2 separate regions of the Homo sapiens genome follow, and region 2 is linked to region 1. A link is a loop called in an ENCODE intact Hi-C map of the cell type or tissue named here. Cell type or tissue: endothelial cell of umbilical vein. All regions are shown on one strand.

Region 1 (2,500 bases):
TAATAACGCAATTAAATTCTACCTTCCCTTCAGTAGTAAGATATTAAAAAGGAAGGCAATAAAGCTCATCCAATACTAATTTGATCAGAAGCCTGTGCAATCAGTCTCTTTGATATACCTTTTGTCAACACAGCTTTAGATTTTGAATAGGCAATCTAAAACCCTGGAAATCTACCATATTGATTTATTAGCAAAATTTCTGCTGAACCTAGGTATAATAATAGAACTGATTAAAAATAAAATTTAGTCTGTATGCCATGCAATGTACTGTAGCATTTTAGTTTCATGTTTCTCTAAAAAAAATAAGTTAAAATTTTAAATTATTAAAACAAACTTCAGTTCAACTTGCTAAACATTTACTTAGCACCTATTGTTTACAAAATGCTGGAATAAAAATTGTGGAAGATTAAAAAAGATTAAGATATAATTTTGCCCTGGTTCATAATCTGGGGTGTGTGTGTGTGTGTGTGTGTGTGTGTCTGTGTGTGTGTGTTTGTGTGTGTGTGTATGGTGGGATGGATATAATATGCAGGGTCTATTCATGTTAAGTATATTAACACACATACCAAAAAAGAGCTATAGGAGTTTACAGAAGAATATTCATACTTAGTGTTTCTTTGTTATTAAAAAAATAGATTTTGAAGTAAAAAGAAAATGACTGAAGAGGTTCCAGTTCCTAAAAAGCTGTGGTTTTCTCAGTGACATTTTACAACCTGGTTAACAATTACATTAAGTTTCAGGGAAGTTTAAGTAAGGAGCATAGATAGGCCTGATATTCTCAGTAAATTACCACTGCTATTTATGCCTATTTTCCCCAGAATTTCTTTATACTTATATTTTAAAACACATCTTATCACATCTTCATAACTTTTTCTTTTTTCTCATTTAAAACTACGGTGGTACCAAAGCAGGGAGATTTATTCTTTTTGATTGTGGATTAAAGTCATACATGTAAGACAACAAAACTGTTACGTAAGTATTGAAAAGAACTTGCTAAAAACCATATGTAATGGGTATTGTTATCAATATAACTGAATAAAATTTATCTTGCTTAGAAATGACTTTTAAATATAATGCCTAAAATGTTATTATGCAAATTTATTCACCTGGCATCTATTAGAGACTTTAATAATAACACTGTAAAAATGAACTGCAACTTTTCCCTAGGATCTAATCAGTATGCAAAAGGACATATGCTATCTGGAAATGACAAGTAATGGGAAAGTTAGTCCTTTTGCTCATACCCTGTGACCTTAGAAATGACTGTGCCAAAAATTACATCAGTATTTGGATGAATTCCTAAATAAATTCAAATTAAATTGAGTCATACTAAAGCTTTATTCAATTAGGCAATAGCATTGAAAGATTCATTTTAAAAAAAGCTAGATAGAACTGGTTTTGTGTGATAAATTTTATAGGGCAGGGCTCACCTTTTGAAATTGGAGGGTGTCTTCACTATGTGATATTGAAGATCATTAAGGTAATTATGAATGTGTGTTCACTGCTGTATAAAACAAGTCTACTTCACTAATAATTCTGACCTCAAATTTTCTAAACATACTTTTATTTTCCCCAAGTTCTAGGAGTAATGTACTCTGGATTCAATCCTGTGCTCACTTCCTCCCCCGAGGCTTTTCTACAGCCTCTGGTCACTTACTGCTGGCTTGTTTTGGCTCCACATCAACACTTAGAGAAACTAGTTTACATGGGTTTTTCTTGGTGTGTTTGCTTTTTAAATGAGGTAATGAAAAGGCCTGGTTGGAATGCTGAAGTTGTCCTGGCAACTAAGGGAGTAAAAGCTGGTAAAGAAATTCTTGAAAGGAGTTCAAAACTTCTGCTTCTGAGAAAATAAATGTAAGGGAATTACAATTTAGAAAATACTGAACAGACACATTTTGTTTTGCTCTAGAATAGTTTTTATTTTTTTCCTCTAGTCTTTCACCTTCGAGCATAAACCATGAAGTCAAAATCTTCAGGGAAAGGGAAGATGAGTCCCATCGGGGCACAGAGGTCAGTTGTAGCCTACCTGACTGAGGATATCACCAGTATTTCTCCAGGCAAGTCCTGGACAGGAAGGAAGATAAAGAGGAGAGCTGTTCTTGTGGTAGGAAGGAGGTAACAGAGGCAGCAGGAGCAGATGGTAAGAAAGCCTGTCTGCGGGACCCTCTCTGGGCCACAGTGCTGAATATAGAGCAATTTTAGGTAGGATAAGGACAGAGGGAAAAGAAGAGTGTTTTCTGCTCTATTTCCTTCTGGAAAAAAGGAGAATCTTACAGAGAGATTCTTCTCATAACCACATGGGCAACTGCAGGGTCAGGCAGGCCTGATTCCCCACAATACTCCATTTCCGGAAGCTTCCATAATGCTAGAGAGAACTATCTAGATAGCTGGTGGTACTGGTGGATGAACTTAATGGAAGGGGTATCGGGGGAACCTGCCCCCGATTTCACATAGGTTCTTTTCTATTTTCCCTAAGTGTCAGCTGGTTTGAGAAATAAAG
Region 2 (2,500 bases), 99 kb before region 1:
CCTGAGGAGTGTGTGCTATCAGCTGTTCAGTTGCATCCAGCTCAGGAGCTGATGTGAGCTAAGAATCCTTAAAGATGATGCCAGCTCAGCCACTGTCTGATGGCAACCACAAGAGATACTCTGAGTGAGAACCACCTGGCTAAGCCATTCAATGCCCAGATTCACGAGCAAAATAAATGCTTGCCCTTGTTTTAAGTCATTCATTTGGAATAGTTTGCTAATAGGTGACTGAAGCATCCACACTCCCTACAGCTCACATTCTTACCATCCTGCTTCATTTCTTAAGTTGTCACTATGCTATGACTCATCATTAAACCTCCAAGTAGGGTGACCAGTCACCTGATTTGCATGGGACTGAGGGAGTTCTCAAAATTTGAGACTTTCATTGATAAAACAGAAAGTCCTGGGCAAATCAAGATGAGGTGGCCACTCCAACTCCAAGATTTGCTTTTTTTAAAATAAAAAGGTAGCTGAAAGAATTTAGAGATTTCAGAATTATTACTTCACTATAAATTTTTAAAATAGGTAGTGTTGGGCATAGAGGCTGACCCTGTTTTCTAAGTGGTATCTGCCCTCCTAAAGGAATAGATGCTATGTAAATGAGTGGGCTAGCAGAGTCAAAGATAATTATAGGATGTGAAAATACACTTGAAAGTATTTCAAAAATATATCATAACATAGAGATAGGGAAATGATCCAGACAGAGTCACTGACTTGCCAAGGACAAACAGTGACAAGGTCATGATTTGGAATGCAGATATTGGAACTTCAGTCTGGGGTACTTATCTCCAAATTATATCAGTTCTCATTCTTACCAATATTCACCATGTAAGTAGGGTATAATATTCAACCATAGAGAATATTTAGACTGAGGGAGAGATGTCTTTGCTGTAAAATAGTTCACCATCTTCCCATCTAGGTAGCACAGGTTAGACTGAAATCCAATCTCAACCAAGACTGAGTAAACGAAGAACAAGAAAATACATCTTACTTAAAACAAAACCCCAAACCAACTTCAGGTCTATTTTTGAAATGGAGGGTTTGACAATTTCATTATAAATGTTAGTGCAAAATTGTAAGCCCTGGTACTGCTGTCTCAGAAGAAGCCCAGTTAACTGTGGGTTAACTTAGGGCTCTTCAAGGAAGTGAAGGATAGGGAGGCTTCCAACAAGCAGCAGGGCTGGTATAACTGGATACAGGCAAAGGAGCCTTCCTGGGTGTGGTTTTTTGGCAAAGAAACCCAGACTGCCTTGGCAAATGAATAGTAGGCTGGAAATTAGTTGGGGGAGTGGGAGGAGATGGGTGGAAAGGAGGGTGGGGAAGGAGAACATTACCTTGAGGTCTGATGTGGCAGGAAAGTCTACTACCTGCTTGCCCCACCTCTGTTCAGAAAATGTGTGTGGTGCGTTTGCGTATGGGTTCTGAGTGTACCTAAAAAATAGAGTAGAACTTTTCTCAAAGAAGGCAAATTGCTTACTACTATTACTGCAGTGCCATGGCTACCCAATCACCAAGCCCATCTTTTCCAAGAAGGCCAGGAGGAAACTGTCTGACTAGCACAGCTAATACAATGGTGAGGCCATGAGTCAGACACTGATTAGATTCAGCTGATATGTGAACAGCTGTGAGTTGCATTTCATATTATGATTAAAGAAAAATTTCTATAATTTTACACAACCTTTGGACTCATTCATGCAAAACTGAAAGTTAAAAAAAACAATGAGTGAAAACTCTTGGGGCGGGATAACATTTCAAAATTTTAAACATATGCTTTTATTCTGTATTTCCTCCTTTCCTTTCCTTCCACTCAAATAGGTAGTTAAGCCTGTTCTTTGCTTCCATGGAGGAATATAGTTGGGGCAAAAAGGTGAAATAGTCTACATGTTTTTCCTGGCATTGGAAGAATAGGTGAGGCCAACATATTGGCCAGAAACCCGCAAGGGAAAAGATTCCTCTGAGACCAGGGCTGGAAGATTTCCTGGGGTTGGAAGGAGGAAACACAGAAGAACAGAGAGCTCTGAAGTTCTGGGGCAGAGAAGAAACATGCCCTTGTGAAAGCTGTCAGACTCAAAATGGAGTCACTAATGTTAAAACAGCAATAGCAACAATAACAACCCTGGCAAATAGAGGTGGGGAAGGCTGTGAGGAGAGGGTATTCAATCTTGTATGCCTGATAACAAAAGTATCATAAAAGACTGCAAAAACCTCGCACAAAGGTCATTGCAACCTTACACACACAAAAATATTTTTGCAAGGACATCTGCCCAGCAACTGCCTGTTTAACCTTGGGTTGGTATCACCTTTTTGTTTGTTTGTTTATGTTTTAGAGATAGGGTCTCACTGTGTTGCCCAGGCTCAAAATCCTGGGCTTAAGCTAGTCTCCTGCCTCAGCCTCCAGAGTAGCTGGGACTACAGGTGCGCACCACTGAGCCCAACTAATCTTTTGTTATTGATCTTTGTAGATAAGGATAATTTTTTTTCAAAACAATTATGTAATCTT

What was found. Peaks named below come from ENCODE experiments on the same cell type or tissue, not always from the same donor. Only the 100,000 strongest peaks of a DNase experiment are listed, where the experiment ranks them.
Region 2: it touches region 1 in a loop (6-fold over the local background); 23 of 110 quality-filtered maps call a loop at or near these places.

What each region holds. Positions count from the first base shown.
Region 1 is chr3:161,414,393-161,416,892 of GRCh38, forward strand. It overlaps LOC107986150 (a long non-coding RNA gene), which reads left to right. Exons shown (of 3, transcript XR_007096152.1): 3 at 1-468. Among named protein-coding and RNA genes, the nearest start is that of LINC02067, 11 kb to the right of the region's middle. In endothelial cell of umbilical vein, no CTCF peak of the experiment used is centred here; DNase peaks (open chromatin) are centred at 1,279 and 1,589; H3K27ac peaks cover 1,905 bases.
Region 2 is chr3:161,314,925-161,317,424 of GRCh38, forward strand. No RefSeq gene overlaps it. Among named protein-coding and RNA genes, the nearest start is that of SPTSSB, 55 kb to the right of the region's middle. In endothelial cell of umbilical vein, no CTCF peak of the experiment used is centred here; a DNase peak (open chromatin) is centred at 1,557; H3K27ac peaks cover 2,195 bases.